4 separate regions of the Homo sapiens genome follow, and all the other regions are linked to region 4. The links are chromatin loops, found by intact Hi-C in ENCODE. Cell type or tissue: heart right ventricle. All regions are shown on one strand. Links, peaks and the distances in the headings refer to the core of each region. The heading gives the core; the rest is flanking DNA.

Region 1 (7,888 bases), core at 1,120-6,119, 100 kb after region 4:
TCTGCCTGTGGGTCCCCAGCTTTCTAGGGCTCTGTAGCCTCAGTATAAAGGATTCTTTCATGGCTGGGGTGCACAGGCTGGGACACCTGCAGGGGAGGCTCCCTAGAAAGAATTAACTGGACCTTTAATAACATCCTTTTGCAGGCTCAATATTAGCCCTAGCTTGGAGTCACCAGGCTAAAGATTTGATTTCTATGTCAAAGGTATTCACTTGGTTTTTGAAAGTAACTGTTTGAAAAATCCAGCACAATTACTCAAACATGGTGTTACTGTAAGGAAAGGAATTTATACGCTGCTTACACTTCACACTTCAATAAGAAAAGTAAAAGTATTTATTCCTTTCAGATAATAAATGTATTATTTTATTATTTCCATTAATAATCATGTAGTAAACAACTAGTCATATGGGAACACTTCTAAGTGGTACCAAGTTTCACCTCATAAAATTTAGCATGAAACTCAGAAATCAGGCCGGGTGTGGTGGCTCACGCCTGTAATCCCAGCACTTTGGGAGGCTGAGGCGGGCGGATCACGAGGTCAGGAGATCGAGACCATCCTGGCTAACACGGTGAAACCCCGTCTCTACTAAAAAAATATATAAAAAATTAGCCAGGCGTGGTGGCGGGCGCCTGTAGTCCCAGCTACTTGGGAGGCTGAGGCAGGAGAATGGCGTGAACCCGGGAGGTGGAGCTTGCAGTGAGCTGAGATTGTGCCACTGCACTCCAGCCTGGGCAACAAGCAAGACTCCGTCTCAAAAAAAAAAAAAAAAAAAAAAGAAACTCAGAAATCAAAATAATGGGATCTAGAACAGAGATAGTGTCACAAACTTACCCTGCAAAAAAAGAAACTGATGTTTTCATGAATCTATGTAACTCACCAATTAGCTACAACATTTTCTTGTGGAAATGTATTCATTTTCTAAAACCAAAATAAAAGAGTGATTTTCCCTATAATTTTCCTTGGTAGCTAGTAATCTAAAAGCTAAGCCTTGAAATTCTGTTTGAAATCACTCAGCCATAAAAAATACACCTGAGAAAATTGTTAAACTCACTCTGGGAAAGAAAAAAGTAAATGAGAATTATTAACAAATGGAATATATGATTACATATTAATTTTTTTAACCCACCTCTTTTATGTCCTTTTTAATTATTTTTTTCTACCTGTCAAGCCCTACTTAATAAAATGCAATTTACAGTTTAAAAACTGAGGTCAGGCTGGGTACCATGGTTCACGCTTGTAATCCCAGCACTTTGGGAGGCTGAGGCGGGTGGAACACCTGAGGTCAGGAGTTTGACACCAACCTGGCCAACATGGTGAAACCCAGTCTCTACTAAAAATACAAAAATTAGCTGGGCGTGGTGGTGTGCGCCTGTAATCCCAGCTACTCCGGAGGCTGAGGCAGAAGAATCGCTTGAACCCAGGAGGTGGAGGTTGCTGTGAGCTGAGAGCGCACCACTGCACTCTAGCCTGGGCAATAGAGCAAGACTCGGTCTTGGTTAAAAAAATAAAATAAAATAACTGAGGTCAAAATAAGTAAACAAATATTTTCACAGTGACAAATTTATGGTGTGGCAGTGCTGATTAAAAAACAGATGTGCCTGACTCATGTGTCAAGTCAGGCCATCCAATCGCTTAAGAGATTCTCACCCCCCATCCTGCTCACTTAAGTGCTCAATAACCTGTCTCTCAGGAGACATTGCACTATGCCCCAGTGCGTGCCCCAGGTGCATTTTACTTTGCACCTGGGGTTAAGTTATTGAACCATCTCACTGGGGTCAGTTTTTGTTTGTTTTTTTGGAATACTATTTTTTCTTTCACAAATTTTTCACTATTTGTCTTTCACTATTTTTCCTCTGTTGTACTTCTTTCACAATTTTTCCTCTGTTGTATTTCTTTCACAATTTTTCTGCCCCTATACAGAATCCAGGGAGCAAAAATTATTTCTGTGTTTTCCCCTCAATACCAGCATCTGATTATCTGACCAGCAATGTGTCTACAAGAAATGGAATCTGGCTTGAAGACAATCTTAATGTCTCACGGGGTTAACTTTTCAAAAAAAATAGTATACCAGGAGATTCCTCTCAGCCCTAGGGCATCCATCTGCTCTTTCAAGAGGCTACACTCCATACCTCCAGTTTTCCTATTGGAGAAAATGACCCAGGACCTGAGAGTCACTAGACATTATAGCAGACAGCCATGGTGGGTATCTTGGTTCATCCCCAGACAGTACTGAAACCCAGGACCAGTAAAAAAGTAAATGATGGCTGAGAACACATCACCCCATAGTTTCCAAAGGGAAACCATGACCCAAAAACATTCTGACAAGATCTCTGTGCCTAGGGAAGATAAAAGAAAAAGAGGCACAGACTTTTTTACAATACAGTGTCTGTGGAACTTTCTTCTTATGGGAAATATTTACAAACAGAAAACAAATGTTTTAAAAAGTGCCATCCAATACTTTGTCATAATGATTAATAATGATTAATTAAAATGCAGTATCAAAAATGTATACTAAAGAACAAATAGTTGATCATGCAAATTAGGGAGGGGAAGTTGGCATTTGGGAATGTCACAAGGAACTGGAAATTTAGTATTTTACTGCAAGCCAGAGTTAGACTGAAGGATTAGGGGGTGGGGGGTAGACTTGAGACCCTGTTTGGGACACATGTGAAAAATGCAGGGTAAAATCTGTCCCCTGTGGAGTGTGAACATAATTAAATGGCAGGCAATTAGACTGAGGTGGCTCTAGCCCCTGGATTCCTACTTAAAAAAACAAAAATCTAACTCAAGTGCATTTTTTTGTCAATTACTATATTGGAGAAAGCAAAATTTAGGCAACTATAAACTGCCAATTAACCGCTGATTACATTATCAGGAAATTTTCACCTCGATCATACAAGTTGAGAAACTACGTAACTGTACCTAACCACTGATTTTCTTCATCATGCACCTTAAAATGACTTTTTTTTTTTTTGAAATGAAGTCTCGCTCTTGTCTCCCAGGCTGCAGTGCGATGGCGTGATCTCGGCTTACTGCAACCTCCGCCTCCCGGGTTCAAGGGATTCTCCTGCCTCGGCCCCCTGAGTAGCTGGGATTACAGGCGCCTGCCACCACCTCCGTCTAATTTTTGTATTTTTAGTTGAGACAGGGTTTCACCATGTTAGTCAGGCTGGTCTCGAACTCTTGACCTCAGGTGATCCACCCGCCTTGGTCTCCCAAAATGCTGGGATTACAGGCGTAAGCCACCGCGCCTGGCCTAAAATGACTTTTCTTTAAGTCCACCTGATGGAACATAAACTAGAAACCATAGCTTGGTGCTCTACAATTTTTGAATCACTCTTTGATTAAATTCTTTAATATTTTTCTGGTTACTCCCATAAATACTTTACAGGAGAAAAGAGTGACTGGGAACCCCACGGATCAAAGCTCTTCCCATTCATAAACCCCGCACCCCGAGTCAGGATTCTCCCGACTACCTTCTCGCGGTCCCTGCACAATCGGGGAGGGATGCGGCGCTGTAGGTGCAGAGCTGCCCAGAGAGGACTCCAGGCCAGGGCACAGTCACTGCGCAGGGAGGAGACAGGACGCCCGGGGTCACTGCTGTGAGCCGGGCCGCCATCTTATGGCTAAAGGGGGCTGAGGGCCGAGCTGAGCCAAGGAGAACTCAGTGGGGACGGGGGAGGTCCGTGGAATTTGGAGCCGACTTCGGGGAGGCCCGAGTCCCGCCACAGCCACTTCCTACCGGTTCCAACCAGCCCCCTCCCTCTCTCTCGGGATGTCGGACCCGTCACTCTCACCACTTCTAGGCTTCCAGGGGGTCCTGGCGTCTTAGCTGTGGATCTCCCAATACCTACAGGTCACAGGGACACAGAGGTTGGGCCTCTAGGAGCAGAGGACACAGAAAAGCGAAGAGAAGACCTGGAGCTCCAATGGTAGCGAGACAAAGGCCGCGCCAAATCCCGGAAGCCGTCCTGTCCGCTCCAGCTACGTGCCTGATTGGACGGTTCCTAGCCCAGCGATCCTGATTGGATAATGTTTAGGGCCCCACCCACTCAGGCCCTGAGTAGCGGAAGATGTGCTCAGATGCTGGGCTGAATGAAGACAGAGTGAAACCTAAGCTGCCGCCTTTTCAGGCAGGGCTTTTTCCTGAGCTGAGCCAGTCCCGCCCCAGAGGGCATTTGCATTTAACCATGCGTATAAGGTCATATGCATTTATAAATAATATATTATATGGCTATTCACAAATGCAAAGAATATAATAACCATTATTTAACAAATTCAGATTTTATGACCTTCCTGGCTTCTGGTTGTTGAGCAGGCAGCCTGGGATTTTAAAACGGAGGCAATCCTCTGAAATAAAATGTGAGCCACATGTGAATTTTACATTTTCTGGTAGCCAAACTTTAAAAAAAGAAGAAACAGGTGGAATTGATTGTAGCAATTTAATTAACTCACTATATTCAAAATATTATCATTTCAATATGTAAGAAATATTTATTACTAATAAAGTGTATATATATATATGGAAATAAATCTTTGAAACTAACTCTGTATTTTACCTTTCTAGAACATCGCAGTTCAGACCAGCCACATACCAGGCACTCAGTAGCCACACTTGGTCAATAGCTGCTACATTAAAGTGTAGCTTCGACGACAGGGGATGAAGATCCTGAAAAAATCTTTTCCGCCAGAGGTGAAGGAAGAGCCTCTCCCTACCAACATCTCTCTTCAGTTCCGAGGGTGGAACAGATACTGTCCATGTAAAAAGCAGAGGGCAGCAGGAATAAAATAATCACAGGTACATCATTGCTGGCCCACCTGTTGGTGTACCTGTGATTATTTTATTCCTAAGTTATAAACTAAAGATCTCTACATTGTAAGCTAAAGACTGTTGAAGTAAGAAACTAAATAATACACAAATACTTGCAAAGATATTTATTTGTAAATTGGCATAATTAATATTGTTAAATGTCTGTATTACACAAAATGATCTGCAGATATAATACAACCTTTATCAAAAACCAATGACTTTCTTCACAGAAACATTTAAAAACAATTCCAAAATTTATACGGTACTAGAAAAGACTCTCACTATGCAATAAAAAAAAATAAAAAAAAAAACAAACCCACAGCTGAGAACATTCCCCTACCAGACTTCAAAATATCCTGCAAAGGTATAGTAGCCAAAACTGTATGGTACTGGCTTAAAAATTAACTCATAGGTTAATGAAGCAGAATAGAGAGACCAGAAGTAAATCCATGCATTTACAATTAATTGATTTTAGATGAAGGTGACAAGTTATTAAAAAAAGAGAGTCTCTTCAATAAATGATGTTGGGAAAACTTTATATCCACATGAAAACAATAAAATAAGACCCTCATCTCATACCATGTATAGAACTCATCTAAAATGAATTAGAAACTTGAATTTAAGACTTGAAACTCTGAAACTTCTACAAGAAAAAATATTGTTAAAGCTTTATAACATGAGTCCGGGCAATGATGTTTTGGATTTAACCTCAAAATCCTAGAGAACAAATGTAAACATAGATAAATCAGATTATTTCAAATTAAAAAGCTATTACACATCAGCATTTGCAATCAAGAGAATAATAAGACAACTAAAATGTGTGAGAAAATATTTCCAAATTTTACATCTGACAAGAGGTTAAATATCAAAAATATATAAGAAACTCAAATGACTATACAACAAAGAAGACAACTATTAAAAATGAGCAAAAGGCCAAAATAGACATTTTTCAAAAAAGGACATACACATGACAAACATATCTTTAAAAAAAAGGTTCAATGTCAGTTATCTTCAGGGAAAGGCAAGCCAAAACATTGATAAGATATCAATTCACTCTTGCTAGAATGACTCTTATTAAAAAGAAAAAGATAACAAGTATTAGTAAATAGGGGAAAGAGAATGCTTAAACACTGTTGGTGTGAATATAAATCAGTAAAGCCATTATAAAAAACAGAATGAAGATTTCTCAAAAAGATTAACATAGTACTATCATATGATGCTGCAATTGCACTATTGGGTCTAAATCCCAAAACAAATAAAATACGTATGTTGAAGAGAAATCTGCACTACTATATTTATTGCAGAACTCTTCACAGATTCATAGTATAGAATCAGTCTAAGTGTCTATCATCCAATAAGTGAATAAAGACAATGTGGTATATATTTTTTGTTTGTATGTATTTTTTATATAAACATATATATAATATATATGTATATTTCAGGTTATATTTATAGTATATATATTTATATATATTGTGTATATACATATTTTGTGTATATGTATATACACAAAATAAGAAAATCCTGTCATTTGCAATCATATGGATGAACCTAGAGGAAATTATATTTGTTAAAGTAAGTCAAGCACAGAAAGATTAACACCTCATCATTTCACTGTTGTTCACTTATCTAAACAACTTGATGTTATTAAAGTAGAGAGTTTTGTGGTGGTTACCAGATTCTAATGTAATTAGAAGAAAGAAATGTATGTGGAGATGTCTGTGAAAAGATATATAATTACAGTTGGCTAGGAAAAATAAGTTCAAAAGGACTATTGTACAGAATAGTGACTATAGTTAGTAATGATATATTGCATTTTTAAAAAATGCTAGGACAGTCAATTTTATATGCTCTTGTCGCAAAAGTGTCAATGATGTGAGATAAAGCATTTGTTAATTACCTAGAATTAAGCATTGACAATGTATATATACTTTAAAACATCATGTTTTATGGATAAATACAGATTTTATGCATCAATTTAAAAACATATTTTTAAAAACATTATAGAAAAATGAAAGTGTTTCAAATGCTCTCTTTGTCATAAACTTAACTAAATCATATCAAAAGTATATAGTTTTAGTTTAGTTTTTTTTGTTGTTTTTTTTTGTTTTTTTTTGTTTTTGAGATGGAGTCTCATTCTGTCACGCAGGCTGGAGGGCAGTGTGCAATCTCGGCTCACTGCAACCTCCACCTCCCAAGTTCAAGCGATTCTCCTGCCTCAGCCTCCCAAGTAGTTGGGACTACAGGTGTGTGCCACCATGGCTGGCTAATTTTTTGTATTTTTAGTAGAAGCAGGGTTTCACCATGTTAGCCAGGCTGGTCTTGATCTCCTGACCTTGTGATCCACCCACCTCAGCCTCCCAAGGTGCTGGGATTACAGGCGTGAGCCACCGCACCCAGCCAGTTTTGTTTTTTAAATTTAATAACTATAGAAACTCTAATATTTACCAGCATATTCTAGACCCAGCACAGAACATGGGAAGAGCCAATGTACTCTAGGGCTTTTACTTTAAGCTTGAGGCATCTTGGAGTTTCTAGTGCTGATGGTAATGAGGCAGAAATTTAAAAATAAATATGCGTTCATTCACTCTAAGAAAAGTAACAGGCAAGGCAAGGGTTAAAAAGAAAACAATAACTGTTCCTCTGCTTAGCAGCTCACTTCAAGGACAGTTATAAGATAATGCTGTCTGGAAAGCCAAGGCCAAAGGAATGGGCTTCAGACACCACCCCCCTACCCGCTACCAGAACAACGTTGAAGGGAAAAAAAGAAGAGAAAGACAAATTCTTTTACTGTTACTCCTTTCCCTGGTTTCTTAAGCATGATTATGTTTTACAAATGTCTGTATTTAGCCAGTTCTTGTTTTTCTTTTGACGCAGCTACAAGGTCACTAGCTATGCAAGGCCACAAGTTATGCTAAGTCAACAGTTATGCTATAGATTACGTGACCTGTCATTGTATGATTAACTGCTTTTGTTTTGCCTCTGTAAGTTTGCTTATAAAAACCCTGCTCTGTATTTGTTCAAGACTCAGCTTTTTGAATGCAAATCCACTGAGCCAGTGCATACCTAAAATAAACA
Region 2 (7,888 bases), core at 1,389-6,388, 54 kb after region 4:
AGAAGTGTAAAATTGTTCCCTTTGCACCACATCCCCACCAACACTATATTTTTTTATTTTTTAATTATGGCCATTCTTGCAGGAGTGAGGTGGTATCATATTGTGATTTTCATTTGCATTACTCTGATAATTAGAGATGTTGAGCAAGTTTCCATATGTTTCTTGGCCATTCGTATATCTTCTTTTGAGAATTGTCTATTCATATCCTTAGCCTACTTTTAAATGAGATTGTTTTTATTTCTTGCTGGTTTATATGAGTTTTTTGTAGATTCTGGATCTTAGTCCTTTGACAGATGTATAGATTGTGAATATTTTATCTCACTCTGTGGGTTGTCTGTTAACTCTGCTGATTATTTTTGCTCTGCAGAAGCTTTGTAGTTTAATTAAGCCCCATCTGTTTATATTTGTTTTCGTTGCATTTACTTTTGGGTTCTTATTCATGAAGTCTTTGCCTAAGCAAATGTCTAGAAACGTTTTTCCAATGTTATCTTCTAGAATTTTTACTGTTTTAGGTCTTAGATTTATGTCTTATGTCTATCTTGAGTTTATTTTTGTATAAGTTGTGAGATGAGTTTCCAGTTTTATTCTTCTACATGTGGCTTGCTAAACATCCCTCCATTATTTGTTCAATAGGGTTTCCTTTCCCCACTTCATGTTTTTGTTTGCTTTGTCAAAAATCTGTTGGCTGTAAGTATTTGGTTTTATTTCTGGGTTCTCTATTCTGTTCCATTGGTCTATATGCCTATTTTTATATCAGTACCATGCTGTTTTTGTGACTATGGCTTTATAGTATAAAGTTATGTAAACTTTAGGATTGTCTTTTCTCATTCTGTGAAGAATGATGTTGCTATTTTGATGGGAGCTACATTGTATTTCTAGATTGCTTTTGGCAATGTAGTCATTTTCACAATAGTGATTCTACCAATCCATGAGTATGGGATGTGTTTCCATTCGTTTGTGTCGTCCGTGATTTCTTTTAGCAGTGTTTTGTGGTTTTCCTTGTAGAGGTCTTTCATGTCATTGTTTAGGTATATTTTTAAGTATTTTTTTTCCAGCTATTGTAAAAAAAAGTTGCATTCTTGATTTAATTCTCAACCCAGTCACTGTTGGTGTATAGCAGAGTGACTGATTTGTGTACATAAATTTTGTATCTAGAAATTTTGCTGAATTCACTTGTCAGTTCTGGGAGATTTTTGGAGGAGTCTTTATGGTTCTTTAGGTATACAATCATATCATCAACAAATAGTGACAGCTTAAATTCCTCTTTGGATGCCCTTTATTTCTTTCTCCTATTTGAGTGCTCTGGCTAGGACTTCAGTGCTATGTTAAATAAAAATGGTGAAAGTACACATCCTGGTGTTGTTCCTGTTTTCAGAGAGAATGCTTTCAACTTTACCCTGTTCAGTGTTATGTAGGCTGTGTGTTTGACATAGATGGCTTTTATTACATTGAGATATGTCCTTTGTATGCAGATTTTGCTGAGGGTTTTAATTATAAAGGAATGCCGGATTGTGTCAAATGCTTTTTCTGTGTTTATTGAGATGATCATTGTTCATAATTCTGTTTATTGGTGTATCACATTTATTGACTTGTATATGTTAAATCATCCCTGCATCCCTGATACAAAACCCACTTGATCATAGTGGATTACCTTTTTGATATGTTGTTGGATTCAGTTAGATTTTTTTTTTTAAAGGATTTTAGCCTCTGTGTTCATTAGGTCAGTCTGTAGTCTTCTTTTTTGGCTATGTCCTTTTCTGGTTTTGGTATTAGGGTGATGCTGGCTTCATACAATGAATTATGGAGGTTCCCTCTTACCGTGTCGTGTGGAATAGTGTCAATAGGATTGGTACCAATTTTCCTTTTAATGTTGGGTAGAATTCTGCTGTGAGTCTGTCTGGTCTTGGACTTCTTTTGTTGTTAATTTTTTAAATTACGATTTTAATCTCACTGCTTGTTATTGGTCTGTTCAGGGTTTCTGATTTTTCCCGATTTAAGCTAGGAGGGTTGTACATTTGCAGGAATTAATTTATCTCCTCTAGATTTTTGTGTTTATGTGTGTAAAGGTGTTCATAGTAGCCTTGAATGATCTTTTGTATTTCTGTGATGTCAGTTGTAATATTTCCTGTTTTGTTTCTAATTAAGCTTAATTGAATATTCTCTCTTTTTTTCTTAATCTTGCTAATGGTCCATCAATGTTATTTATCCTTTAAAAAACCAGGTTTATGTTTCATTTGTCTTTTTTTCTTTTTAATCTTATTTAGTTCTGCACTGAGCTAGGTTGTTTCCTTTCTTCTGCTGGGTTTGGGTTTGGTTTGTTCTTGTTTCTCTAGTTCCTTGAGGTGTGACCTTAGTATATTGTGCTCTTTCAGACTTTTTGATGTAGACATTTAAAGCTATGGACTTTCCTCTTAGCACGGCCTTTGCTGTATCTCAGAGGTTTTGATAGGTTTTGTCACTATATCATTCCATTAAAATTTTTAAATATTTTTTGTCTTGATTTTATTGCTGACCCAATGATCATTCAGAAGCAGTTTATTTAATTTCCATGTATTTGAATGGTTTTAAAGGTTTTTGTTGTTAACTTTCAATTTTATTCCACTGTGGTCAGAGAAAGTACTTGATATCATTTCAATTTTCTTAAATTTATTGAGACTTGTTTTTTGGCCTATCATATGTTCTGTCTTGGAGAAAGTTTCACGTCCTGATTAATAAAATGCATAGTTTGTGGTTTTTGGCTAGAATGTTCTGTAAACAGCTGTTAAGCCCATTTGTTCCAGGGTGTAGTTTAAATCCGTTTTTTCTTTATTGACTTTCTATCTTGATGACCTGTCTAGTACTGTCAGTGGAGTATTGAAGTCCCCCACTATTATTATGTTTCTGTCTATTTAATTTCTTAGGTCTAATAGTTATTGTTTTATAAATTTGGGAGCTTATAAAGCCCCATTTTCCATTTTTACAGTTTGGGCACTCAGAATATTTGGGCTGTCTCCCAGGTCCTACAGGAGCTATTTGCTTCCTTTAAAGGGACTGTGAATTATCCTGCCTTTCCTGGTATATTCCTAGAGTAGTTCTATGTAGTTTTAGCAATGCAACAAGATTTAACAGGTTTTCTTTTGTTTGAGATAACACTTAGAGTTTTTTGTTTTATTTTTATGAAAATTAAAAAGTACGAACACAAAAGTGAGGTTGGAGTGAAAGTTTAATAAGCAAAAGAAGAAAGCTTTTTGCTAGCAGAGAGGGGTTTCTGAGTAGGAGTTCCCCCTGTGAGGCTGGGGTTCAGGGTTATTATGGACTAGGAATAAAAAGAAATGTGCTTAGTTTGTGGGCTGTTTTGGAGATCTTGTGACTTAGCTTGGCCTGGGACTAATTAGAAAGCTTGGGCTGAGATCTTGGCCCAGGACCAATTAGAAGCTGAAATGATGATATATAGATGCTGCTTAGCTTGGCCCAGGACCTATTAGAAGCTGAAGTGAAAGCTTGGCCTGGGACCTTGGCCTGGGACCAATTAGGGTCTGAAATGATGATTTATAGGAGCCGCTGTATAGTTTAAATAAAGGTGAGTGCCCACTGGAGCCCACTGTGTTTATGCCCACAAAAGGAGAAGAAACTTTTTGTGGAGCCCTCTGATTATATAAAGGATAAAGGCATTTTATACCAGGCCTTGTTTTTTATTTGAGTGAGCTAGAGGTTTGTGCAAGTTTTTATGTAAATAGGCTGGAGGGTTTTTTTATTTGTGCAGTTGTGGGCATGTTTTTAGGCACAATACTTTGTGCCTGTTTTTTTATTGGTGCCTGCAGCTTGAATTTTTTTTTCCAGGCTGCATTTTACATTATATGGGGTGGAGGCAATGACTCATGGGCTGGGGACTTTTCAGAGACCTTTCTGTTGCTATTTACCTAAGGCAAGCAAACTTCTTTCAGTCTCCACTCAGGAGTGGAAACCCTAACTATTTTTATAGAGATTAGGCATTGGATTTTTTTGGACTGCTTTTTGCTTGAAAGGGGCATTGTGTAGGGAACAGTAGCTAGGATTTTTTAGGGGGGGGTGCTAGTTTAAGGGTTTTTGGAAGAGGTGCACATTTATGTGTGTGTGTATGTGTGTGTGTTGCACTGATGCAAACAACTATATTGTTGTAAGTCAAGAATAATTTAACTAGTTTTTAGATTTTAGAGGAGCTAGGCTGAGAGAAAGAAATGCATTTTAAATTTTATTTACAGGAGTGTACCTTGCTTGTTAAAAGGTTTTAAGAAATTCTTACTTACTTTGAAAAGCAAAATAAAGATTAGCAATTTGTGTGTGGGTGTGTCTGTGTGTGTGTGTGTGTGTGTGTGTGTGTGTGTGACAGAGTTTTGCTCTTGTTGCCCAGGCTGGAGTGCAATGGCGCGATCTTGGCTCACTGCAACCTCCGCCTCCTGGGTTCAAGCGATTCTCCTGCCTCAACCTCCCAAGTAGCTGGGATTACAAGCATGCGCGACCACGCCCGGCTAATTTTGTATTTTTAGTAGAAACTGGGTTTCTCCATGTTGGTCAGGATGGTCTTGAATTCCCGACCTCAGGTGATCCATCTGCCATGGCCTCCCAAAGTGCTGGGATTATAGGCATGAGCCACCACACCCAGCCAAGATTAGCAATGGTTTAAGCAAAAGTTAAAAACATTGCTTTTGTTTTTTATTAGTTTAGTTTATTTTGTTAACTTTTGTTTTGCTTGATATTTATAAATATTATAAGTTTTTATTATGAGTTTTATTAATGAGTGGTGAGTTTATTTTATTGACATTTATAAATATGAGTTTTTATTATGAGTTTTATTATTATAGAATTTTTTTATTATGAGCTATTTATGAGTTTTGTTTTGTTATGAGAAACCTGCATTGGAGAACATTTGTTAAAGTTTTACAGCTAATTGTAAACCATTTTTTGAAGAAAATTAAAATAACAATTGTTTATAAATGACAAAATGTTTAGGGTGGTTACAGTTAGCAGCACAATTGACAAAGAAATGTGGTTATTTTTGTGGCTTATAATAACATAACCTTAATTGTGATTGATGGTGCACATTTAGACATTAGAATCTTAGATATTTTATATGGTTTTGGAACATATGTTAATGATACTTACTAAAATATAACCTGAAGAAGATTAGATATTAATTTGGCAATTTTATATACCTAAACTTGTTAAATAATTTTGTTAACCTCTGTTTTGGATGCCCCAGGAGCCCCTTGCAGAACTCAAGAGCTAGACATTAGAAAAGACAACTTTGAAACTGAAATTTGATCTTGTGAAGTTTGTTGAAGATGTTGGAGGTTTAAAACACTTGATATTCTGAAATAAAATTTTAAATTACCGTAAGTTATTTGTTTTGCTAAAATGATGATTTAAAATTTGAAAAAGCAAAACCTTTTACTAGCTCTTATTATTACATAAAAATTTTGATTGGCCAGGTGTGGTGGCTCACGCCTGTAATCCCAGCACTTTGGGAGGCCTAGGAGGGTGGATCATGAGGTCAGGAAATCAAGACCATCCTAGCCAACATGGTGAAATCCCGTCTCTACTAAAAATAAAAAAAGTAGCTGGGTGTGGTGGCAAGCACCTGTAGTCCCAGCTACCCAGGAGGCTGAGGCAGGAGAATAGCTTGAACCCAGGAGGCAGAGGTTGCAGTGAGCTGAGATCACGCCACTGCACTCCAGCCTGGGTGACAGAGCGAGAATCTATCTTAAAAAAAAAAAAATTTTTAATTAAAAGAAAGAAAGCTAAATTTTACTTTTGCATACTGTTAATGTTAACCCCAATTTTAATGAAACCTTATAAACAATTTTCTTCAATTTTAACTAATTAGACCATGAGGTGAGAGTTTTATAAACCTTTTATAACCCTTTACAAATTTTGCTAAGAGTTGATTAGTGCTTTAATAAAACCTTGTGTTTGTATTTTAATGCTTAATTTGAAAAACTATATAATATCCTTTTGAATTTTAGTTGATATGTTTACATACAGAATTTTTTTGCAAGATTAATTTTTACAATTCTTTTTTTTTTACAATTTGCTTAAAGCTTTTGCTTTAAGACTTTTTTTATTTTTAGGCAAAACGTACTTTTAAAAAAGATTTTACTAAAAACACATTTTACTGCTTTTGCATACCTTGCATGTAAATTTTTTTTAGTAGTTTTAATTATATGTTATAATGATAACTTTCAGCAATTTTTAACTTGAATGTAAAACCTGGTAAATTGTTTTAGTTATGTTCTAGGTGCAGATGAATTTTGACTTTTTTTAGCATAGTTAGGGGCACATACGCTTTTTGGCCTTACTCATTGTGAAGCAGGCAAATAGAACAGTTTTTAAAGGCCAAAGGAGCAGTTTACAACCTTAAAACATTTAGCAAATTTAATATTTGGCCAGAATAATTTTGATTACCTATTTACATTTTGAAGACATTTATACTTTATTAATAAGTTTTAAGGCTGATTTTATTTTTTAAAGATTAAAGTTACATAAACTGAAAGGTACCACAGCCTTCATTTTAAAAAAATTGATTTAAGCACTTATTTTTAATTAGAGCTTTTTTAAATAGACATTACACACACAACACATGTATAACCACACAGAAAAAAAAAAGATTTAGTAGTTACAAGATTTTTTACTTGCCAGTTTTTAACTGGATTATTGGCCTCTGGGTAAAGCCCTTTAGGAACAAGGCTAGAAATACAGTTTTTATTTACAGGGCTAGGAATACAGTTTTTAGGGATTTTATGAGAAAAATTTTTTTTAAATGAGATTTGTGGTGTTCTTGTTTTTAAGAAGTTTTGGGCCACCAGAAATTATTTTAGGACCTTTTATGAATGGACCAAGAATGGCAAGGCACAGTGGAGAAAAGTCATTTAGTTGACTGAGAAGAAATTTTTTTTTTTTTTTTTTTTTTTTGCTGGAGACGGAGTTTTGCTCTTGTTGCCCAGGCTGGAGTGCAATGGTGCGATCTTGGCTCACTGCAACCTCTGCCTCCCGGGTTCAAACGATTTTCCTGCCTCAGCCTCCTGAGTAGCTGGGACTACAGGCGCACGCCACCAAGCCCAGCTAATTTTTGTATTTTTTTTTTAGTAGAGAAGGGGTTTCACCATCTTGGCCAGGATGATCTCGATCTCTTGACCTTGTGATCCACCTGCCTTGACCTCCCAAAGTGCTGGGATTACAGGCATGAGCCACTGTGCCCAGCCCCTTAAGAAACTTTTTTTAGAAAAGATTTATGAAGAGAAAAACATGAAACCTTTTAAAATATATTTATGGCTTGGATATTTATTTTTAATAGTGCTTTTTTTTTTTTGGAGACCAAGTCTTGCTCTTGTCTTCTGGGCTGAAGTGCAATGGCACGATCTTGGCTCACTGCAACCTCCGCCTCCCAGGGTCAAGTGATTCTCCTGCCTCAGCCTCCCGAGTAGCTGGGATTACAGGTGCCCACCACCATGCCCGGCTAATTTTTGTATTTTTAGTAGAGACGGGGTTTCACCATGTTGGCCAGGCTGGTCTCAAACTACTGACCTCAGGTGATCTGCCTGCCTTGGCCTCCCAAAGTGCTGGGATTACAGGCATGAGCTGCTGTGCCTAGCCAATAATGCTTTTTAAGAATTTTTTTTTTTATTAATTAAAACTTCACAGAGAATATAAACAGTAATTTTACCATTTTTTTCCTAGTTTGCACCACTACCTGTTTACAATTATGTTTAGGTTTTTTTAGAGGGTTTTTTTTAAAGAAAGTGTCTGGGTTTGGGCAAGGGCAAGGTTTTTTTTTGTTTGTTTGTTTGTTTTACTGAAGATTTTTTTTAGCAGCAAAGCTTGATATTTGAGGCGGTGATGGCCAGAGACTATTTTTTAGAGGACAACAGTTTTG
Region 3 (7,888 bases), core at 1,229-6,228, 76 kb after region 4:
CCACTTTAAAAAACAATGTTTGTCTGGCCATGGTGGCTCATGCCTGTAAGCCCAACACTTTGGAAGGCCGAGGCAGGCGGATCACTTGAGGTCAGTAGTTTGAGACCAGCCTGGCCAACATGATGAAACCCTGTGTCTACTAAAAGTACAAAAATTAGCTGGGAGTGGTGGCAGGCACCAGTAATCCCACCTACTCGGAAGGCTGAGGCAGGAGAATCGCTTGAACCCGAGAGGCGAGGTTGCAGTGAGCCGAGATCGCGTCACTGCAGTCCAGCCAGGGCAGTAGGGCAACAACTCCATCCCAAATTAAATTAAATTTAAAAAACCAAAGGTTTTAGCACGATAAAGAACGTTAAAATGTAAACTAAACTATGACAGTTTAGATTATGATGAATGACTTTTTATTTGCACTTATGTTAAGAATCACCTTTATTTATTTTTTTGAAACACACAGGAAATGCTGTGGTGGTAACTTGCTGGGTGATGACTGGGATGGTATTTACTATCCTAGGGATGGTGGGGTCCAGTGGACCAGAATCCTCAGCACCTGACCATGTTCACTGCTGTCCTTTCTCTCCCTAAGATTCGTTTCTCAGACTCCATCATCAACTCTGTTTCTATCGTGGCGTGAACGGTTTTTCGCTGCTTTAGCATCTAACTTTGATTTCTGCGAATTTTCGTTGATAGTTTGTTTTTCTTGTCCATCTCTGGTGCTGGCTTTGCTGTTCCACTTTGAGGAGTTCCGGCAGCTTCACCCTCAGCTACTCCAACAGTCCATCCTTTTGGCTCAAACTCTTGCAGTTTCTTTCGGTTCTTCTGTTCCTGGCGTCTGAGATTTGTCAGCAGAGCCTGTTTTTCAGGGAACATGGATACCACCTCCTCCCTCCTGCGGGGTGGCTCCTGCACGTCTAGTGGGCGCTAGTCCCAGCCGCGGCCCAGCCAAGCACAGCGGCAACCGCAGCAGCAGCCGGAGTGCCAGCCCCCGGGGTCGCCCAGGCCAGGGACGCCACGGCTCTAACCCTGGGTCGAGGCCCAGATCGGTGCACAGAAAGCCGATGTCAAGTGGAGCATTTCCCACAGCTGGGCGAGCCCTCCTCAGCCTGCGGAGCCAGTTCCTGCCACCAGCTTCATGCTGCCACTGCCCCCTTTCATTAGAGGGACGCACAGGAAGGCACAGGGGCACAGAGACATCGTGGAAGAGTCCAGGGGAAGGAGGAGGGGCGGGGCCCGTCAGCCTCAGGCCCAGGGCATTGCGGCGCGCCTCATGCCTGAGCAAACATCAGCCACTGTCACCGCGGGGAGGACAGAGGGGCCCAGGCTCCCCCAGCCAGCCTTCCTCTGTGCCAGGAGAGGAGACAACTTTCCTAAAAAGCAGCACAGGGTAGAACCTGCAGATCTGACCCAATTAAGTTTTCGTCCTTTTTAACTCTTTTCTCTTGTTTTGCCTTTTCCTTTCAAATTATGCTCACCTGAAGTCAGATTTCATGTTCCATCTTCATGTGGCAATTTACATGTAATCATAATGGTCACAACTTTAAAAACTTTTTTTGTTTTTTTAATTTGGAGACGGAGTCTCACACTGTCGCCCAGCCTGGTGTACAGTGTCGCGATCTCAGCTCACTGCAACCTCCGACTCCCGGGTTCAAGCAATTCTCAGGCTTCAGCCTCCTGAGTAGCTGGGATTACAGGCATGCGCCACCACGCCTGGCTAATTTTTGTATTTTTAGTAGAGATGGGGTTTTGCAATGTTGTTCAGGCTGGTCTCAAATTCCTGGCCTCAAGTGATCCGCCCAGCTTGGCCTCCCAAAGTGCTAGGATTACAGAAAAATTTTAATTTATTTTACCCAACAGTGCTGGGTTAACATTAAACTTTTAATAGTGCTTTCTGAATGCTACAGTTTATTACCTTTTATTTGATTCTATTAACTAAGCTATAGTAACTAATAATAAAGTCTCAATTTGCATACCTTGACAGTTTACAAAGGGCATGCATTTATTCATTTAACCAATAAATGTGTGTTGAGCATACACAATGTGCCATACTTTTTGCTAGGCTTAGGAAATAAAATGAAGAAAAGAAAGTATTGGTCTCTACTCTCATAAAACTTTCAGGCTGGCTTCATGAAACTCTCACACACTCCTGAGAAGTGGATACCTCTGAAGTCTCTTATTAACCTCCTACCCAAAGTAACCACCATGTGAATTTTGTGTTATTCTTTAATTTATGCATTTTTATCTATAAACCATATACATTTTAGTGTTGCCTGTTTTTTGCGTTTATATACATTTTACCATTTTATATTTGGGACTTGCTTTTTTATTTATAATTTTTTTATTATTTCATGTTGCTTAGCATAGCTGTAGTTGTCCATTTTCACTGCTGCATAGTGTAAATATACATCAATTTATAAATCAATCTTATTGCCAGTGGATATTTGTGAATTCCAATTACTCCATATTTTTACCAACTTAGAATTACTAGACATAATTTTTGACAAAATGGTGAATTAGAAAAGTGTATCATTTATAGTTTTAATTAGCATTTTCATAGTTACTAATGAAGTTGGAATTTTTCATGTTTATTGATCTAATAAGATCTAAGACTTGCCATCTCTCCTATATTTAATGTCTTTTTCTTATTCATAATAGTCTAATAAATAATAGTTATATATATATATATAAAAATATATATAAAAAACTTTTTTTTTTTTTGAGATGAAGTTTCTCTCCTGTTGCCCAGGCTGGAGTGCAATGGTGTGATCTTGGCTCACTGCAACCTCAGCCTCCTGGGTTCAAGTGATTCTTCTGCCTCAGCCTCCCAAGTAGCTGGGATTACAGACACGCACCACCACACCTGGCTAATTTTTTTGTATTTTTAGTAGAGATGGGGTTTCAACACGTTGGCCAGCTGGTCTTGAACTCCTGATTTCAGGTGATCCACTCGCCTCAGCCTCCCAAAGTGCTGGGATTACAGGTGTAAGCCACAGCGCCGGTCTGTAATATATATATTTTTAAATATCAATCTTTTGTAGTATGTCTTTTAAAAATATTTTCTCCCAATTTTGCTTTGCCTTTGCATTATCTGTAGTAAAACATGTTTTTATACATTATTAATAATCAAGTTTAAAATTGATAGTCTAATTTATAAATATTTTTATGCATTATTTTTATCTTGTGCCATGTTTAGAAAATTTTTACCCCAGTTATAATATTTTCCTGTATTTTCTCCTAAAAGTTTTAATTCCTTAATCTATGTGAACAAGTTTTTTGTGTGAGTTGCTTTTCAGGTATCCAGTCTACCTAGGTAGAACCAATTGTTTAGGTACTAGTTTATTGACTAATTCTTCTTTGCAAGTATAATTGTATAACTCATTTCTCATTTTAATCTGTTGACTGGAACCACAGATGCAATAGTTAACAAAAATGTTTACAGCAGCATCATTATCATGTTTATGACATTAAAAAACAAGCTTTTAATAGTTTATTATGTATATTTGCTGTAGTTTATTTTAGATACCTTGTATATTTACAATATAAAATCACATCTTTTATTTCTAGTTTGCTGGAAGGCTTTTACCGAGCTCTTTTCTGTGCCTATTTTATATACATGTATAGATTTTAGTGTTCAACTTATCCTGTACTCCTGAGATAATCTTAGTCATGGAAACTGGGTCTCACAAATCTGTCTCCCCCTTTTGGTTCCTAAATAAGATGGTTACAAGATGAAAGGCTACACACCTCCCCCATATTTTGCACACAAGAAAATTCCTGGTGAGATGTTAAAACTTCACCATGGCAATGCAACTTGATAGCTTATCTTTACAGGTGCAGTCACCCTGGCCCGCCGGACACAAATGCATATCTGATTTTTTTCCTACCCCATTTTGTCTGTTATGTAAAATGCAGATTCCCCACATTTTTCTTCTGCCCCCTTTTATGTAAAAACTGTGTGCTTCTCAATATCCCACCCTTTCCCCTTTAAATTTGGAGCCCTCAAAATCATCTTCAGAAAAAGGCATAGACCTGTCTCCTGGGTGTGTCCTTAACTTTGGCAAATAAATTTCCTAAAATGACTGAGATGTGTTTCGTTGTTTACTTCGACTGACATCTGGTAACCACAGAGGGATCCTGACTGAAAGTGACTTACCTGGCTTGTGGCAGTTCACCTTTCAGTGCTTGGTACCGGCTTGGGCACCTTATGGCCTGAACCGACAGGAAATTTACGGAAGTCTGGGACCCCTTTTCTCCAGGGATCCCTGATTTTCCGCGTTTTTCAGCTGGGGGTCGGAGGTTTATTTGCTGTTAAAAAGACTCTTTTGCTTCTGCATCGGCAGAGAGTCTTCTCCAGCATGGGCCCCATAAGTAGGTAAGAAACTGGTTTGGGATTCTGCCTTGCAAATTCTTCTTTCTCTCGTTCTCTTTCCTTTTTTTTTTTTGTTGTTGTTGTTGTTCTTGTTTTTGAGACTGAGTCTCACTCTATTGCCCAGGCTTGAGTGCAGTGGGGCAATCCGGGCTCACTGCAATCTCCGCCTCCCAGGTTCAAGCGATTCTCCTGCCTCAACCCCCCCAGTAGCTGGAATTACAGGTGCATGCCACCACGCCTGGCTAATTTTTCTTTCTTTTTTTTTTTTTGAGACGGAGTCTCGCTCTGTTGCCCAGCCTGGAGTGCAGTGGTGCAATCTCGGCTAACTGCAACCTCCGCCTCCCAGGTTCAAGCAATTCTCCTGCTTCAGCCTCCCGAGTAGCTGGGATTACAGGCACACAACACCATGCCCGGATAATTTTTGTATTTTTTTTTAGTAGAGACGGGTTTCACCATGTTGGTCAAGCTGGTCTCAAACTCCCGACCCTGTGATCTGCCCGCCTCAGCCTCTCAAAGTGCTGGGATTACAGGCGTAAGCCACTGCACCCGGCCTAATTTTTGTATTTTTAGTAGAGACGGGGTTTCACCATGTTGACCAGGATGGTCTCAATCTCTTGACCTCGTAATCTGCCCACCTCAGCCTCCCAAAGTGCTGGGATTACAGGCATGAGCCACCACACCCAGGTGCAAATTCTTTTAAATGACTGAAATAGCATAATAGCATTAACAACTAGCTGTTGTTAATTTCCTGCCTACACTTAGAGCACTCAGAAACTGTATATTTTGTGTGATTGTTGTTATGCTTAACGTTTTTGTTTTTGTTTTTTGGTGCGTGTGTGTGTTGTGTATGTGTGTGTTTTGGTCCTTTCCCTTATCAGATTTGACCAACTTTGAACCCTCTAGCTCATGAGTTTGTAATCTTCCACTCTGAAGAAATACAGCACCTTGCTCCCCTCAGCCTTTTGGGGCATTCTCAGATGACTGGGAATCATGTGAGGGTGTCTAGGAGAAATGCTCCCTAAAACGTGCAGATGTTCTAAATAGGTTTCCCCTTTCAGAAGAACATATTTAGAATCCAATCTCATCTAGCAGGGGCATATAACGAGCCAAACCCTACTGCACCTTGAGCCCCTGACACATTTGTGCCAAGTAGCTTCGACACAGGTGGACTGAACCGGTTCAGGGGGTAACGGCCCTGAAAAGCTAGGTCTGAAAGCAGCACATTTTGGGTTTGACACATGTCCCTACTTGATCAAATCTGAAGAGGAGCTCTAAATTATGGGGAACAAGGCCTCTAAGACCCCGCGTGCTGCAGAAAATAAGGTTCTGCCTTTGGAAACTCCGCTGGGTATATGCAAAATGCTTATGGTAAATCATCATGCAAACATTTAACTAAGTGGGCCACTGTAACTAAAGCAGATTCTAAATTCCAATGGCCTAAATTGGGATCTTTTGAGATGCCTAAATTAGTGTACCTGTGAACCAGGATGAAAAATTCAGGCACAAATCTAAGCGGCCAGAATGGGAGAGTTATTTTTAGTGGTATTTGGAGAGTAGCAAACGGGGCAAAGACTGCCTCACCTCCCTACAGGAGGCGAACAAGCAACTTAGAACTACTAATCAGGAACTCTCTAATCTTATGTCTCTCAAAAAACACTCAAAATCCCTTACTTCCCCCTTCGCACCACCCTCACCTCCACCTACAGCACCACTCTACCCTGTCCTCTCTGAACTTCCCAGACCAGACCTGTGCCCTTTCACACTCGCTCAACAGAAGGCAGTCCAGAATCTGACTTAAAAAAGGCCTCACCCACTGACAGTTCCCTTAAAGCCCCAATGGCAGTGTCTCATCTGGAAGATGTAAAAAAGAAGGACCATCTCTCATGATTGCCCCATTTCAGGAACAAAAAGTAACAGGTAGGGGAACCCAGGTTATTTTCTACTAACCTTGGTCAAAGACTGAATTATGAAGCATAATTTAAAAAATTCCTGCTAGGGTGCGGTGGTTCATGCCTGTAATCCCAGCACTTTGGGAGGCTGAGGTGGGTGGATCACCTGAGCTCGGGAGTTCGAGACCACCCTGGGCAACATGGTGAAATCTTATCTCTACTAAAATACAAAAAATTAGCTGGGCTTGGTGGCGTGTGCCTGTAGTCCCAGCTGCTCAGGAGGCTGAGGCATGAGAATCGCTTGAGCCCAGGAGGTGGAGGTGGCAGTGAGCTGAGATCGCTCCACTGCACTCCCGCTTGGGCTATAGAGTAAGACTCCATCTCAAAAAAAAAAAAAAAGTCCTGACTCCCATAAAGTTCCAATCAGGTGTACCCAAGAATTTGAGCTCATTATCAGAACCTATGACCCAGGTCATTCAGACCTTTATCTGCTAGTTCACATGTTGGTCTCAGAAGCTAAAGATAACGAATGGCTGGAAAAAAGCACAATGGTCAGACCCTATAGCTGATTTAGCCCCTGAAGGTCCAATAGAGCCACAACAACCAGCCCCCAAAATCCAGAAGACAGGTGTAAAGATGCATGGGAATGAGCGATTGCTCTGTTAAATGTTATTCCTTCAGTGTTCCAAAGGGTTGTGGATTGGAAAAAAATCCAACAATGCCACCAGAACCCAAATAAATCAGTTTTAGATTATTTCACACATTTTGATAAAACTTTTAAGACAATATTGTGGGATGTGAGCTGATTGCTTTGAAAACAATAAAATGATACATTATTAAATGTGAATTTCTTAAATGGAGTAGATGATGATTTAGCCAGCCTTGTAAAATGCCACATAACAAACTGGGCCACAGTAAGAACTAGTAAACTAGTTAACTTAGCTGACCAATTATCCTACACTATGATAAAAAAAGAAAAGCAGAAGAGTGCCCACTTACAGCTAAAGCAATTAAGTTCTCAAACCTGTCAGCTGTAGAAAGATTTTAAGCTCCCTTGGTCTGAGAACTCTTTCCCTCCCAGTCTGTTACTACTGTAAAGGATCAGGACACCTTAAAAGGGATTCTCTTAGGCTGAAATGAAAGAAAAGGCAGGAAAATGCAATTCAGGAAGACTAGGGGTGCTCTGAGGAAGTACAGAAGTTTCACCTCTCCAAATATTCTATCCTGATGAACAAATTGAGAGAGATTAATATAATAAACCATGAGCTTAAAACTGTTACAGGAAAGGTGTCCTGATCCAGATCCTGAAACAGGGTTCTTGGATCTTGCGCAAGAAAGGATTAAGGGAGAGTCTGCAATGCAAAGTGAAAGCAAGTTTATTAAAAAGGTAAAGGAATAAAAGAATGGCTACTCCATAGAGCAGCCCTGAGGGCTGCTGGTTGTCCATTTTTATGGTTATTTCTTGATGATATGCTAAACAAGGGGTGGATTATTCATGCCTCCCCTTTTTAGACCATATAGGGTAACTTCCTGATGTTGCCATGGCATTTGTAAACTGTCATGGCACTGGTGGGAGTGTAGCAGTGAGGACCAGAGGTCACTCTTGTCGCTATTTTGGTTTTGGTGAATTATGGCT
Region 4 (7,888 bases), core at 1,970-6,969:
TGTTTTCCATTTTTGTTCCAGAGATCAGACAGTAAACAAAGGATGATGGGTCCACAGGAGAAGAAAACTCTATGTCTTCAGATATGTCCACAGTCTTGACCTCCAGTGTATAAATATAGAGAAAACAGATTAAAGGTAAACTTATTTTGCCATTTGGCCTTGGCCCTAATGGTCAGGCTGTGGTTATCTGTTTTCTCCTGTGGTTTATGGAAATGTGTGAGTATAAGCACCAATCACATGCACACATGTCTACATGTATTTATTCATTTCTCAGTATTACAAAACATCTAACTTTAAATCAGGGGAAAAAAGTCAGCACTTTTAGGGTGCCCACTGTTAGAACGTAATTAGTAATCAACTTGCCATTAATTTTTGGCATCCTATCTGCACTGGGTGCACGTATTAGTTAGCTCTTACAGCATAACAAACCATCCAAAACTTCTTAGCTCATAATTGTGATGGTCAGCCATTTAGGCTGGGCTTGGTGGGGCCATTCTTCTGGTCTCAGCTGAGCCTGTCAACTAGGCAGCTGTGCTTCTGGGCATGAGCTTCTGCTTCTGGGATTGTCAACAAGGGGCACCTTGCTTCTCCTCCCTGTTGTATCTTATCCTCCAGCTGGCGAACATGGGCTTTTTTCATGGAGATGGCAGCATTCTAAAAAACAATTAGAAGCATTTAAAACCACTTGAGCCTAGGCCTCAAACTAGCACACTGTCATGTTCACAGGTGTCTACCACCCCGAACAAATAAGGCCAGCCAGATCTGGGGTTTGGAAAACAGATTCTGGATCTCCATGGGAACACCTGTAAAAGCACCTGGCAATGAGCATGGAACAGGGAGAACAAAAAATTGCTACCATTTGTGCAATCAGAATCATTCTGTTTTTCAGCTTTTTGTTTTGTTTTGCTTTGTTTTTGGATATATGTGGCTTATAGAACTCTTCCACATCAAGAAATTGCCCAAACACCCACAGCTATTAAGTGACTGGGCTGAGACTCACTCTCTAGGGCTCTAAATCCTGGAGAGTAACACTTCTAAAATAGAAGCCAGATTCCTTTTAGATTTGTGCCCAAATAGTACTGTTTATTATTGGAAATAATCTCAATAAATTGCATAAGCACATGGTGGCTCATACCTGTAATCGTAGCACTTTGGCAGGCTGAGATGAGAGAATTATTTGATATCAGGAGTTAAAGTGCAGCCTGGGTAACATAGTAAGATCCTGTCTCCATGAAAAAGACATTATCCAGGCATGACAATGCATGCCTGTATTCCCAGCTACTCGGGTGGCTGGGGCAGGAGGACTGCTTGAGCCTGGAAGGTTAAGACTGCAGTGAGCCATGATTGGTTACACCACTGCACTTTAGCCTGGGTGATGGAGTGAGACCTTGTCTCAAAAGAAAATAAAATAGCTGGGCGTGGTGGCTCACGACTGTAATCCCAGCACTTTTGGAGGCTGAGGTGGGCAGATCACCTGAGGTCGGGAGTTTGAGACCAGCCTGACCAACATGGAGAAACCCCATCTCTACTAAAAATAGAAAATTAGCTGGGAGTGTTGGCACATGTTCGTAATCCCAACTACTCAGGAGGCTGGGGCAGGAGAATCGCTTGAACCTGGGAGGCAGAGGTTGCAGTGAGCCGAGATCGTACCATTGCACTCCAGCCTGGGCAACAAGAGCAAAACTCTGTCTCAAAACAAATAAATTAATTGGCCTGGTGTGGTGGCTCATGCCTGTAATCCCAGTACTTTGGGAGGCCGAGGCGGGTAGATCACAAGGTCAGGAGATCAAGACCATCCTGGCTAAGATGGTGAAACCCCGTCTCTACTAAAAATACAAAAAATTAGCCGGGTGTGGTGGTGGGGGCCTGTAGTCCCAACTACTCGGGAGGCTGAGGCAGGAGAATGGCGTGAACCCAGGAGGTGGAGTTTGCAGTGAGCCGAGATTGCGCCACTGTACTCCAGCCTGGGCGACAGAGTGAGACTCCATCTCAAAAAAAAAAAAAAGACATAGAATAATGTGGAGAAAACAGCTGAGAGATGAGTTTAGAAATCAAAGTCCAACAACACATTACTTATTTTTTTCATAGAAAAAAATTTGAAAACGTTTCAAAGAAAAAAGCTTTTAGAGAAATTAAATTTTACAGAGTTTAATTGAGCAAAGTATTATTTGCAAATCAGGCAATCTGTGGGCCCAGAGTAGGCTCAGACTTCAACACAGCCACATAGTAAAAAAAGATTTATAGACAGAAACAGCAAAGTAACATACAGAAAAAGAAAGTGAGGTACAGAAACAGCCAGATTGATTACAGCTTGAGATATGTCTTATTTGAACATAGTTCGAAAAGTTGATGTCCTTTTATTGGCATAAACACAGTAGTTGGTACAAGAATGGGTTACAGTCTATTTATATATCCAGTTAGGTTCAGTTTACTATGGTACTATGTACTATGGCAATTAGCAATTGCCATAACAGAATTAAATAAATATTTCTTATGGTCATCTGCTACAAGCTAATTAATTAGAAAAATTGGATAATGACTTTATGCTTTATTACATGTTAATTGTAAATGGTTCCAATCAGCATAAATATACTAAAGTATTTTCAACTTTGAAAGATCCAAGAATGATTAAATCCTTCTGAATAAGTGTTTATAATAACTAAGATTATAGCCCTGTAGCTACAAAAATAATAGAAAAAATAAAGTTGTTATCTATGAGAACAACATTCTTCAAATTATTTGAAGTTTAAAGGCACTGGGAAAAGGGATTACTAGAGATGTCATTTTACTATGTTACCCAATAATGTATTATTACCATTTGTTACCTGCAGCCTTGATTAAGGTGGGATAGGTTACAGATGGTGACAGGATATACTTCATTCAATGCACAACAATTTAAACACACTAAAGCCACTTTTGTTTGATTTTAAAAATTATGGATCGCGCCCCCCAGCCCCCTCCCCCGACCCCGGGCCGGTGCAGCCGCAGGCGGGGTCCCCCTCCCCCTTCCCCCTCCCCCTTGCCCCTCTCCCCCCAGGCCTCGCGCGCCCCGGACCGGCCCCCCCTTTCCCCTCCCCCTCCGTGCCGCCTCTGCCGCGATGCCCCCCGCTGCGCCCGGGGCCCGGCTCCGGCTTCTCGCCGCCGCCGCCCTGGCCGGCTTGGCCGTCATCAGCCGGGGGCTGCTCTCCCAGAGGCTGGAGTTCAACTCTCCTGCCGACAACTACACAGTGTGTGAAGGTGACAACGCCACCCTCAGCTGCTTCATGGACGAGCATGTGACCCGCGTGGCCTGGCTGAACCGCTCCAACATCCTGTACGCCGGCAACGACCGCAGGACCAGGGACCCGCGGGTGCGGCTGCTCATCAACACCCCCGAGGAGTTCTCCATCCTCGTCACCGAGGTGGGGCTCGGCGACGAGGGCCTCTACACCTGCTCCTTCCAGACCCGCCACCAGCCGTACACCACTCAGGTCTACCTCATTGTCCACGTCCCTGCCCGCGTTGTGAACATCTCGTCGCCTGTGATGGTGAATGAGGGAGGTAATGTGAACCTGCTTTGCCTGGCCGTGGGGCGGCCAGAGCCCACGGTCACCTGGAGACAGCTCCGAGACGGCTTCACCTCGGAGGGAGAGATCCTGGAGATCTCTGACATCCTGCGGGGCCAGGCCGGGGAGTATGAGTGCGTGACTCACAACGGGGTTAACTCGGCGCCCGACAGCCGCCGCGTGCTGGTCACAGTCAACTATCCTCCGACCATCACGGACGTGACCAGCGCCCGCACCGCGCTGGGCCGGGCCGCCTACTGCGCTGCGAAGCCATGGCGGTTTCCCCCGCGGATTTCCAGTGGTATAAGGATGACAGACTACTGAGCAGCGGCACGGCCGAGGGCCTGAAGGTGCAGATGGAGCGCACTCGCTCGATGCTTCTCTTTGCCAACATGAGCGCCCGGCATTACGGCAACTATACGTGTTGCGCCGCCAACCGGCTGGGAGCGTCCAGCGCCTCCATGCGGCTCCTGTGCCCAGGATCCCTGGAGAACTCAGCCCCGAGGCCCCCAGGGCCCCTGGCCCTCCTCTCCGCCCTGGGCTGGCTGTGGTGGAGAATGTAGGCGCAACCCAGTGGAGCTCGCCTCCCCCTGCAGGGGGCCTCAGGCCAAGAGTGAGAGAAAAGGGGGAGCAAGAGCCCTGGGTCTCGTGGGGGCAGAAGGGCTCTCGGCCACCAAGGAAGAAGAGAAGAGGAGAAAGAGGAGGAGGCAGAGGAAGAAAGATCTTTAGAGAACCCATCACTGTGAGGGGTAACGCAAAATTATGTATCTTTCTACAGCCATTCTCGCTACCCGTTCACGTTTCCGATTGTGACCCACTCCCGCCACCCCATACCCCTCTCTCTTAGCTCAGGCTGTCAACAGGCTTGTGTGGGTGTGGGTGTGTGAGTGTAAGCCTGCATGCGTGTGTAGGTGTCTGTGTCTCTGTGTGTGTGTGTGTGGGTGGGCTGGGGGAAGGGACTCAACCGTCCTCCCACCCCCGAAACCCCCATGTCCACTGTCCCCAACCCTACTGCCTCTCACCTCTGGCTGGAGGTAGGTATGAGGCTCTGCAGTGGAAGCTGTGAAGAGAGGCTTACCAGGCTCCCTGCTTCCCCAATATATGCAGGCACACTGACCCCTCCCCCTGTCGAAAGGACAACTCCTGGCAGGTTGGGAGTGGGGAGGGGCATCGCACTCACCTGTCAAGCTGTCATTCAGCCTTTGCGAGTAAGTGGGGGACCTCCATCTGGGTTCTGGGCTTCCCTGCTGTCAACCACCAGCTTCCTGTAGCCAGAGGCTCCATCGCTGGCTCAGTGGCCTGAGACCTTCCCACTTTTCCTGTCCCTACCCACCCTGGATTTTCTGGCCCCCTCTTGGGCCAATCGGTGCTTCCATCCAACTGTCAGACTGGTGGCAGGAGTCACCTGTCTGTTTCAGTGCTTTGCCTTACCCCTGCCACCACTCCCCTTGGCCTTGATTTCCCCACCTGCGGAACCAGCCAGCTGCCCCTGGGGCCTTTGCAGCTGGCCCACAGGTGTGGGCTTGCTGGTCTATCACTTCCTGGCCTCTCCACCAACTGTACTTCCCAAAGGCTACCTGACCGCCCTCACACACACTCAGACACACCACACACACACACACCAGCGACTGTGACCAGCAATAGCCCCCTGGCTCCAGCTGTCCTGTAGCTGGTGACTAGCTGTATTTCCCCCTGGGTAGGCATCTGTTGTCAGGAAGGGACGCTGAGAGGCTGCAGCCTCAGCTCTGATTGTAGGAATACTCCGCCCTGGTACACCACACCACACAAAGTGGGGGACAGAGAGGCATCACACAGACATCCTGAGCCCAGATAAAGATGCCATGTCACCAACTCCGACTCCCACGAGACCCTCTATATAAACACCCACCCCAAACCACACCACTCAGAGTCTGGTGGAGAAGAGGAGAGGGCAAGGCTCAGTGACTGTACCTCAGACGGGGGCATGGGCCCCATCCCACGTTGTCTTCCATTCCCAGGGTCCAGGGGATGGGGTGGGACTGGGGAGGGATTCTAGGGAGGGGGTGGGAGGCCCTGGGGGCTGTGTGTTCCAATTCATGGGGATTGTTGAGACCACCACACCAATAAATGCCTTTTTCCAAAAAAAAAAAAAAAAATTATGTTCACGGCCAGGTGCGGTGGCTCACACCTGTAATCCCAGCACTTTGGGAGGCCGAGACGGGCAGATCACGAGGTCAGGGGATAGAGACCATCCTGGCTAACACGGTGAAACCTCGTCTCTACTAAAAATACAAAAAATTAGCCGGGCGTGGTGGCGGGCACCTGTAGTCCCAGCTACTCAGGAGGCTGAGGCAGGAGAATGGTGGGAACCCGGGAGGCAGAGCTTGCAGTGAGCCGAGATTGCGCCACTGCACTCCAGCCTGGGCGACAGAGGGAGACTCCATCTCAAAAAAAAAAAAAAAATTATGTTCACACAGGCTAGATGTGGCTTGCATTCCAATGGTTGAGACTCTTTCACCTGAGACTGAGACTTGGTGGTCTTCAGTTCACTGTCTTCTAGTTGCAGTGATGAGTGCATGTGTAAGATCAAGATTCAGAGGAAGAGGAGATGGTCAAGAGGAATCTGATTTGGTTGCATTCATGGCTTCCCAGAAGCACCGTGAATCTCAATAAAAGAAACCACTGGTTGGTGTGGTGGCTCACGCCTGTAATCCCAGCACTTTGGGAGGCCGAGGTGGGTGGATCACCTGAGGTAAGGAGTTCGAGACCAGCCTGACCAACATAGAGAAACCCTGTCTCTACTAAAAATATAAAAAAAAAATTATCCGGGTGTGGTGGTGCATGCCTGTAATCCCAGCTACTTGGGAGGCTGAGGCAGGAGAATTGCTTGAACCCAGTAGACGGAGGTTGTAGTGGGCTGAGATTATGCCATTGCACTCCAGCCTGGGCAACAAGAGCAAAACTCAATCTCAAAAAAAAAAAAAAAAAAGAACACTAACTGAGAATTAGGATATTAAACCTGGACAAGAGAAAGAATAAACACCTGTGATTGAGCAACGTAAATTGGAAGCTGATTGCCGGAAATTGCATCTGGAAAAGACTGGGAGTAAGTGCAAAGATGGCCCTGATGTAAAAGAGAAGACTCCACCTAATCTGAAGCGTGCTAAGATTATAGAAGCAGGAGATGGGCAGCCATAAATTAAAAAGAAGATGAAGTGGTTGGTCGCAGTGGCTCACGCCTGTAATCCCAGCACTTTGGGGGACCAAGGCGGGTAGATCACGAGGTCAAGAGTTCAAGACCAGCCTGGTCAAGATGGTGAAACCCAGTCTCTACTAAAAATACAAAAATTAGCCCAGCTTGGTGGCGAGCATCTGTAATCCCAGCTACTTGGGAGGCTGAGGCAGAGAATTGCTTAAACCCGTGAGGCGGAGGTAGCAGTGAGCCGAGATCGTGCCACCACACTCCAGCCTGGGTGACAGAGTGAGACTCCGCCAAAAAAAAAAAAAAAAAAAAAAGAAGACACACACACACACACACACACACACACAGATGATGTCACATTGAAAATTTGACTGAAATTTTGAAAATACTGTCAATTAAGTTTGAGTTTTCACTGAAGCAAAAAATAAAACAAGCATCTTAGAATTAACTGTATTTTATTGTCTTAATGTGCAATTGGTAAAACCAATTTACTTCTTTAAACTTCAAATTTTTCTGACTATAATGCAGTAGACTATGACTCTAAACATTTCCCTCATGCATTTTGTGGGTATTATGACTTACCATAGAGTCAATCACAAAGAGAGTCTACACTTAAATTTTCTCCTTGCATCTTAAATTTCAGTATCTATAATCCTCCATAAAAAAGTATATGAGAGGCTGGGCATGGTGGCTCACGCCTGTAATCCCACCATTTTGGGAGGCTGAGGCTGGTGGATCACCTGAGGTCAGGAGTTTGAGACAAGCCTGGCTAATGTAGTGAAACCCTGTCTCTAGTAAAAATAGAAAAATTAGCCGGGCGTGGTGGCAGGTGCCTGTAATCCCAGCTACTCAGGAGGCTGAAGCAGGAGAATCGCTTGAACCCAGGAGGCGGAGGTTGCAGTGAGCTGAGATGGCGCGATTGCACTCCAGCCTGGGTGACAAGAGCGAAACTCCATCTCAAAAAAAAAAAAAAAAAAAAAATGAGGCCAGGCGTGGTGATTCACACCTGTAATCCCAGCACTTTGGGAGGCCGAGGCAGGTGGATCACCTGAGGTCAGGAGTTCAAGACCAGCCTAGCCAACATAGTGAAACCCAATCTGTACTGAAAATACAAAAATTATCTGGGCATGGTGGTGTGCGCTTGTGGCCCCAGCTACTCGGG

What was found. Hi-C counts contacts between places; a loop is a spot of excess contacts. Peaks named below come from ENCODE experiments on the same cell type or tissue, not always from the same donor. Only the 100,000 strongest peaks of a DNase experiment are listed, where the experiment ranks them.
Region 1: a loop joins it to region 4, with 3 times the contacts of the local background. A loop is called at or near these places in 6 of 110 quality-filtered maps.
Region 2: a loop joins it to region 4, with 2.2 times the contacts of the local background. A loop is called at or near these places in 9 of 110 quality-filtered maps.
Region 3: it touches region 4 in a loop (4-fold over the local background); 4 of 110 quality-filtered maps call a loop at or near these places.

The regions. Positions count from the first base shown.
Region 1 is chr7:64,459,922-64,467,809 of GRCh38, reverse strand. It overlaps LOC124901658 (a long non-coding RNA gene), which reads left to right. Exons shown (of 2, transcript XR_007060358.1): 2 at 4,568-5,129. Among named protein-coding and RNA genes, the nearest start is that of ZNF680, 99 kb to the left of the region's middle. RefSeq lists a silencer at 4,972-5,127. In heart right ventricle, for the core only: no CTCF peak of the experiment used is centred there; a DNase peak (open chromatin) is centred at 3,959; H3K4me3 peaks cover 1,063 bases; H3K27ac peaks cover 441 bases.
Region 2 is chr7:64,511,497-64,519,384 of GRCh38, reverse strand. It overlaps a transcript of ZNF680 not described here. Among named protein-coding and RNA genes, the nearest start is that of ZNF680, 48 kb to the left of the region's middle. In heart right ventricle, for the core only: no CTCF peak of the experiment used is centred there; no DNase peak of the experiment used is centred there; H3K27ac peaks cover 696 bases.
Region 3 is chr7:64,488,411-64,496,298 of GRCh38, reverse strand. No RefSeq gene overlaps it. Among named protein-coding and RNA genes, the nearest start is that of ZNF680, 71 kb to the left of the region's middle. In heart right ventricle, for the core only: no CTCF peak of the experiment used is centred there; no DNase peak of the experiment used is centred there.
Region 4 is chr7:64,565,648-64,573,535 of GRCh38, reverse strand. It overlaps LOC124901657 (a long non-coding RNA gene), which reads right to left and starts at 4,861. Exons shown (of 2, transcript XR_007060357.1): 1 at 4,568-4,861; 2 at 243-654. It also overlaps the pseudogene LOC100133092 and the pseudogene LOC100129293. In heart right ventricle, for the core only: a CTCF peak has its summit at 4,022; no DNase peak of the experiment used is centred there; H3K4me3 peaks cover 1,508 bases.